Linked DNA regions of Homo sapiens: region 1 is linked to region 2. Evidence: read pairs that join two places in POLR2A ChIA-PET (ENCODE). Cell type or tissue: GM12878. All regions are shown on one strand.

Region 1 (4,000 bases), 150 kb after region 2:
TTTGGTTATGTCCTGTCTTGGTTTTGGTTTTGGGTGATACTGGCTCCATAGAATGATTTAGGGAGGGTTCTCTTTTTCTCTGTCTTGTGGAATAGTGTCAAAAGGATTGGTACCAATTCTCCTTTGAATGCCTGGTAGAATTCTGCTGTGAATCCATCTGGTTGTGGACTTTGTTTTGTTGGTAATTTTTAAATTACTATTTCAATCTTGCTGCTTGTTATTGGTCTGATCAGGGTATCTAATTCTTCCTGATTTAAGCTAGGAGGGTTGTATCTTTCCAGGAATTTATCCATCTTTCTAGGTTTTCTAGTTTATATGTGTAAAGGTGTTCATAGTAGCCTTGAATGATCTTTTATATTTCTGTGGTGTCAGTTGTGATAGCTCCCATTTCGCTTCTTATTGAGCTTATTTGGATTTCCTCTCTTCTTGGTTAATCTTGCTAGTAGTCTATCAATTTTATTTATGTTTTCAGAGAACCAGCTTTTTGTTTCAGTTATCTTTTGTTTGTTTGTTTCAATTTCATTTAGTTCTGCTCTAATCTTGGTTATTTCCTTTCTTCTGCTGAGTTTGGTTTTGGTTTGTTCTTGTTTCTCTAGTTCCTTGAGGTGTGACCTTAGATTGTCTGTGTGTGCTCTTTCAGGCTTGATGTAGACATTTAGGGCTACGAACTTTCCTCCTAGCACTGCCTTTGCTGTATCCCAGAGGTTATGATAGGTTATGTCACTATGGTTGTTCAGTTCGAATAATTTTTTAATTTCTATCTTGATTTCATTTTTCACCCAATGATCATTCAGGAGCAGGTTATTGAATTTTCATGTATTTGCATGGTTTTGAAGGTTCCTTTTGGAATTTATTTGCAGTTTTATTCCACTGTGGTCTGAGAGAGAGCTTGATATAATTTCAATTTTCTTAAATTTATTGAGGCTCATTTTGTGACCTATCATATGGTCTGTCTTGGAGAAAGTTCCATCTGCTGTTAAATATAATGTATATTCTGCAGTTGTTGGATGGAATGTTAGGTATATATCTATTAAGTCCTTTTGTTCCAAGGTATAGTTTAAATCCATTTTTTCTTTTTTGACTTTCTGTCTTGATGACCTGTCTAGTGCTGTCAGTGGAGTATTGAAGTCTCCCACTATTATTATGTTGCTGTCTATCTCATTTTTTAGATCTATTAGTAATTGTTTTATAAATTTGGGAGCTCCAGTGTTAGGTGCATGTATGTTTAGGATTGTGGTATTTTCCTGTTGGACAACGCCTTTTATCATTATATAATGCCCCTCTGTCTTTTTTAGCTGCTGTTGCTGATGACAATGCGACTAAGCAATGATATTTTTGCAGTGAATTTCCCAGGTGTTCTTTGTGCTTCTTGTATTTGGATGTCTAGGTCTCTAGCAAGGCCAGGGAAGTTTTCCTCGATTATTCCCCCAGATATGTTTTCCAAACTTTTAGATTTCTCTTCTTCCTCAGGAATGCCGATTATTCTTAGGTTTGGTCGTTTAACATAATCCCCAGACTTCTTGGAGGCTTTGTTCATATTTTCTTATTCTTTTTTCTTTGCCTTTGTTAGATTGGGTTAATTCGAAGACCTTGTCTTCGAGCTCTGAATTTCTTTCTTGTACTTGTTCTATTCTATTGCTGAGACTTTTCAGAGCATTTTGCATTTCTATAAGTATGTCTATTGTTTCCTGAAGTTTTCCTTGTTTTTTATTTATGCTATCAATTTCATTGAATATTTCTCCCTTCACTTCTTATATCATTTTTTTGATTTCCTTACCTTTGGCTACACCTTTCTCTGGTACCTTCCTGATTAGCTTAATAACTAACTTCCTGAATTCTTTTTCAGGTAAATCAGGGACTTCTTCTGGGTTTGGATCCATTGCTGGTGAGCTTGTGTGATTTTTGGGAGCTGTTAAAGAGCCTTGTTTTGTCATATTACCAGAGTTGGTTTTTCTGGTTCCTTTTCATTTGAGTAGGCTCTGTCAGAGGGAAGGTCTAGGGCCGAAGGCTGTTGTTCAGATTCTTTGGTCCTACGGGGTTCTCTTGATATAGTACTCCCCGCCTTTTCCTATGGCTGTGGCTCCCTGAGAACAGAGCTATAGTGATTGTTACCTTTATTCTTGGTCTAGCCGCCCAGCAAGTCCACCTGGCTCCGGGCTGGTACTAGGGGTTGTCTGCACAGAGTCCTGTGATGTGAACCATTCATGGTCTCTCAGCCATGGGTACCGGTGCCTGTTCCGGTGGAGATGGCAGGGGGGTGAAATGGACTCTGTGAAGGTTCTTAGCTTTGGTGGTTTAATGCTCTATTTTTGTGCTGGTTGGCCTCCTGCCGGGAGGTGGTGCTTTCCAGAGAGCATCAGCTGTGGTAGTATAGGGAGGAACAGGTGGTGGGCGGGGCCCTAGACCTCCCAAGAGTATATGCCCTTTGTCTTCCGCTTCCAGGGTGGGTAGAGAAGGAGCATTGGGTGGGGGCTGGGCTAGGCGTGTCTGAGCTCAGACTCTCCTTGGGCGGGTCTTGCTGTGGCTGAGTATTTGGGGTGTCTCCTGGGTCCTGCAGGAGCAATCCACTTCCTTCAGAGAGTCTGTGGGTCCTCTCAGGTTTCCTGATTTATTCCCCTAGTTGTTTGGGAGCAAAAATTCACAATGTGAGCCTCCTCATGCTGCTCTGTCCCTTTGAGTCGGAGGTGCAGTCTAGTCCTGCCTCCCATCCGCCATGATCTCTGGAAGCCTGTGCTTTTGTTACTTTAATAGTTAGTGTTTGCAGTTGTTGAAGTTGGCTATGGACTGCCCCCCTTCACACACACACACACACACACACAGAGACACACACACAGAATTTGATTAGATTAAATTTATATTTTGGCAAGGGCACAGAAATTTATTGGAGTAAAATGGCAGCCCAGAACCTGAGCAAGCGCAGCATTTCTGAGCAGCTCGTTTCTCACTGGACAGAGCTTTCTGTAGGGGCCTTCAGCACCTGGCCAGTCAGAGGCCCAGAATAGCATCTCTGTCTGTCTTCACATCATGTCTGGAAGCCCCTTTTCCTGCAGCATGCAGTTCAGGTGCTGTCTCGGTGCTCAGGGGCACAGAGCAAACAGAATCTGCACCAACTGCTCCTGTCTGCATCCTGTTGACCTGGCACAGACAACACGTGGGCCTTGGTTTCTCTCTTGATTCGCTAACGTTCATGCCCTTCAGAGTATGGATATTGGGGTGTGATCCTACTGCTTGTCTGTCCCTTGTTCACCTTTGTTTCCTACACAGAATCTAGCAGTGGCATCCATCTCTGAGGAAGGAATGATAATAGATGGCCTAGACTAGGTTTCAGAGGGTGGCAGTAGCTATGCAAGGAACTAGAAATGTTAAAGTCTGAGTAGACCCCTTGGTGTGCTCCATGCATTTTGCGGGTGTGATTTGATTGTTCGAGGTGGTATGCTCTGTGAGATCTGTGGTTTGTTTGGTTGTTGGAGGTGATGTGATTCGTGAAATGTGTTATTTGGTTGTTGGAGGTGATGTGATTCGTGAGATGTGTTATTTGGTTGTTGGAGGTGATGTGATTCGTGAGATGTGTTATTTGGTTGTTGGAGGTGATGTGATTCGTGAGATGTGTTATTTGGTTGTTGGAGGTGATGTGATTCGTGAGATGTGTTATTTGGTTGTTGGAGGTGATGTGATTCGTGAGATGTGTTATTTGGTTGTTGGAGGTGATGTGATTCGTGAGATGTGTTATTTGTGATTTGGTGTTAGGGGTGGTGATGTGATCTGTGAGATTTTTGTTTTGTTGTTGGAGGTGGTGTGATCTGTGACATTTGTGATTTGTTGTTGGAGGTGGTGTGATCTGTGAGATTTGTGATTTGGTTGTTGGAGGTGGTGTGATCTGTGAGGTTTGTGATTTGTTGTTGGAGGTGGTGTGCTCTGTGAGATTTGTGATTTGGTGTTAGGGGTGGTGATGTGATCTGTGAGATTTGTGATTTGGTGTTGGAGGTGGTGGTGTGATCTG
Region 2 (4,000 bases):
CAGAAGCAGATGAAAATCTTTTATTGGAGAATATCATCTTATACCTTAAATTACTTTTTAAGTAATTTTCCAAGTCATTTCTTTCATATATCTAGACAAACAAGAAGGCAGGGCAACACAAGAAGAATCAGCACAAATTAGAAACCAAAAAAAAAAAAAAGACACACAGGCACTCCCTACAGAATTATCAGGAATTAGGTTCATGAGGTTAAAATGAAATAGAACATATATATATATATATATATATATTTTTTTTTTTTTGAGTCTCACTCTGTTGCCCAGGCTGGAGTGCACGATCACAGCTCACTGCAACCTCCACCTCCCAGGTTCAAGTGATTCTCCTGCCTCGGCCTCCCAAGTAGCTGGGATTACAGGCATGCACCACCATGTCTGGCTAATTTTCGTTATTTTTAATAGAAATGGAGTTTCACCATGTTGGTTAGGCTGGTCTTGAACTCCTGACCTCAGGTGATCCACCTGCCACAGTCTCCCAAAGTGCTGGAATTACAGGCTTGAGCTACTGTACCCGGCCTAGAACATTTTATTATTATTATTTTTCTTGAGATGGAGTCTTGCTCTGTGGCCCAGGCTGGAGTGCAGTGGTGCGAATCTTCACTCACTGCAAGCTCTGCCTCTCGGGTTCAAGCCATTCCCCTACCTCCACCTCCCGAGTAGCTGGGACTACAGGTGCCCGCCACCATGCCCGGCTAATTTTTTTTTTTGTATTTTTAGTAGAGATGAGGTTTCACCGTTAGCCAGGATGGTCTCGATCTCTTGACCTTGTGATCCGCCCGCCTCGGCCTCCCAAAGTGCTGGGATTACAGGTGTGAGCCACCGTGCCCGGCCAGTATATTTTAAAAAATTACTTTGGGCTGGGCATGGTGGCTCATGCCTGTAATCCAGTACTTTGGGAGGCCAAGGCAGGTAGATCACTTGCACCTAGGAGTTCCAGACCAGCCTGGATAACATGACAAAACCCCATCTCTACAAAAAATACCAAAAAAAAAAAAAAAAAAAATTAGCTAGGTATGGTGGTGCACACCTGTAGTCTCAACTACTTAGGAGGATCACTTGAGCTTTGGAGGTCGAGGCTGCAGTCAGCTGTGTTTGCGCCGCTGCACTCCAGCCTGGGTGACAGGGTAAGACCCTATCTCAAAAAACAAAACAAAGCAAACTCTGCTGACGTGAAAAAGAGTCAACTAAAATTCAGGAACTGAAAAATCCAAAACCCAACTTAAGAACTTAATAGGTATGTTCAACAGTAGTTTTGACATAGCCACAGAGCAATTTAATAAACTGGAGGATAGATCAGAATAAACCAGAACGAACGATAAAGGAACAAAAAGATAAAAACCTCATATAGAATAATTTTTTTTTAAAAGTGTAAGATGATCCAACATGTGTGTGTTTTTTTTTTTTTTGAGACGGAGTCTCGGCTTGTTGCCCAGGCTGGAGTGCAAAGGTATGATCTGGGCTCACTGCAAGCTCCGCCTCCTGGGTTTGAGCGATTCTCCTGCCTCAGCCTCCGGAGTAGCTGGGACTACAGGCATGCGCCACAATGCCTGGCTAATTTTTGTATTTGTAGTAGAAACAGGGTCTCACCACGCTGGCCAGGCTCGTCTCGAACTCCTGACCTCATGATTTGCCTGCCTCGGCCTCCCAAAGTGTAGGGATTACAGGTGTGAGCCACAGTGCCCGGCCTCCAACACATGTTTAATTAAACTCTAGTAGGTTAGAAGAGAGATATTTGGGCAGAAGCAGTATTTGAATATATAATAGCCAAGAATTTTCCAAAATTGAAGACATACAACAATCCAGACACTCAGTAAGTCTAATCAATTCCCAATAAGACGAATAAAAAGGCATATACATCCAGATAAACTATAGTAAAATTGAAGAAAATTGAAGACAGAGAAACACTTAAACGCAGTCAGAGGAAAATATTTATTTCAAAAAACAGCAGAAAATATGGATGCACATAACAGTGGAGTTACATCATTAATGTGTTGAAAGAAACGAGCTGACAACCTAGAATTCCATACTCAGAAAAAATATTTTTTAAGAATAAAAATTAAATACAAATATTTTCAGACAAACACAACTGAGATGATCAGCAGACCTCCTCTAAAGGAAATAATAGTAGGGGTACTTCAGGTGGAAGGGAAATGACCCTAGAAAGTCACAGAAGGATAAAACACAATGATAGTGGCATATATGTGGGCCATCAAAATGAACATCAACAGTACTGTGTCTTGTGAAGTTTTAAATACAGAAATAACTAAAATATCCAATAAACTGTTTTAGCATTGTCTGGGAAGAGGAAAAAATACTAATTTACATTAGACATTGATAAGTCAAGAACGCATGTTATAATCTCAAGTGTACCACTAAAAGCTATTTATATGTATAAATCAGCTATATATATGCAAATATACATAGCTTTATACATAAATATATGTAATATAGTGTATATATAAAATACTCATATATATAAAAATATATATAAAGCTTTTTTGAGACAGTCTCACTCTGTCACCCAGGCTGGAGTTCAGTGATACAATCTCAGCTCACAGCAACCTCCCAGGCTCAAGTGATCCTCTCCCCTCAGCCTCCTGAGTAGCTGGGACCACAGACACACGTCACCATACCTGGCCGTTTTTTTGTATTTTTGATAGAGATGGGGTTTTGCCATGTCGCCCAGGCTGGTCATGAACTCCTGAGCTCAAGCAACCCACCCACCCTGGCCTCCCAAAGTGCCGGGATTACAGGTGTGATCCACCTCGCTGGAATGCAGTGACGCTGTCTCTGCCTACTGCACTCGCTGCCTCCTGGGCTCGAGTGATCCTCCCACCTCAGCACCCCAAGTAGCTGGGACTATAGGTGCTCACCACTATGCCCAGCTAATTTTTTGTAGAGATGGGGTTTCACCATTTAATTTAATTTAAAAATTACTGATAATTTTTAAACATCAGTAATCCAAAAGAAAGCAAGAAAGGCGTAAAGAACATAAAACATATGAGTCAAATGGAAAGTGTGAAAAGACATCTTTACATGTAAAAATATCAGTACTTTGCATAAATGTACCAAATGATCTAGCTCTTAAATTTTGCTGTACATCGTCAAATTACCTGCAGATCTTAAAAAACAACAATAACGAAACACCAATGCATGGTTCCCATTCCTGTCAGATTTATGGATGTGAGGTATGAACAGGGCATTGGGACTTTTAAAAGCTTTCCAGATCATTCTAAAGTGCAGCAAATTTGGGAGCCACCACTCTCATTCAAGATAAAGATTATCAAATTGGATTTAAAAAAAAATACTTGGCCAGGTCCGGTGGCTCATGCCTGTAATCTCAGCACTTTGGGAAGCCAGGTAAACTCAGGAGATTGACACTAGCCTGGGCAAAATGGTGAAACCCCATGTCCACAAAAAATTAGCTAGGCATAGTGGTGAGCACCTACAGTCCCAGCTACTTGGGGTGCTGAGGTGGGAGGATCACTTGAGCCGGGGAGGCAGAGAGTGCAGTAGGCAGAGACAGCGTCACCGCATTCCAGCCGGGGCAACAGAGCCTGACCCTGTCTTAAAAACAAACAAACAAACAAACATCATACACACACACTTCTTTTTTTGAGACGGAGTCTCGCTCTGTCGCCCAGGCTGGAGTGCAGTGGCGGGATCTCGGCTCACTGCAAGCTCCGCCTCCCGGGTTCACGCCATTCTCCTGCCTCAGCCTCCCGAGTAGCTGGGAATACAGACGCCCGCCACCACGCCCGGCCAAGTTTTTTTTTTTTTTTTTTTTGTATTTTTAGTAGGGATGGGGTTTCACCGTGTTAGCCAGGATGGTCTCAATCTCCTGACCTCGTAATCCGCCCGCCTCGGCCTCTCAAAGTGCTGGCATTACAGGCGTGAGCCACCGCGCCCGGCCACACACACACTTCTTAAACTCACTTAACTCTAAAGGTACACACAGGAAAGAAAGCTGGTGGTGTTATTTACA

Evidence for each region. ChIA-PET counts read pairs that join two places held together with the same protein. Peaks named below come from ENCODE experiments on the same cell type or tissue, not always from the same donor. Only the 100,000 strongest peaks of a DNase experiment are listed, where the experiment ranks them.
Region 1: POLR2A ChIA-PET joins it to region 2 with 5 read pairs; 5 of 35 experiments call an interaction of 5 or more read pairs at or near these places.

Annotation. Positions count from the first base shown.
Region 1 is chr18:76,963,539-76,967,538 of GRCh38, forward strand. All of the region lies in intron 30 of ZNF236 (zinc finger protein 236), which reads left to right. Among named protein-coding and RNA genes, the nearest start is that of MBP-AS1, 15 kb to the right of the region's middle. RefSeq lists a silencer at 684-733 and an enhancer at 2,967-3,635. In GM12878, no CTCF peak of the experiment used is centred here; DNase peaks (open chromatin) are centred at 620 and 2,431; H3K4me3 peaks cover 869 bases; H3K27ac peaks cover 1,810 bases.
Region 2 is chr18:76,816,885-76,820,884 of GRCh38, forward strand. All of the region lies in intron 1 of ZNF236-DT (ZNF236 divergent transcript), which reads right to left. Among named protein-coding and RNA genes, the nearest start is that of ZNF236-DT, 3.4 kb to the right of the region's middle. RefSeq lists a silencer at 3,478-3,557. In GM12878, no CTCF peak of the experiment used is centred here; no DNase peak of the experiment used is centred here; H3K4me3 peaks cover 1,284 bases; H3K27ac peaks cover 502 bases.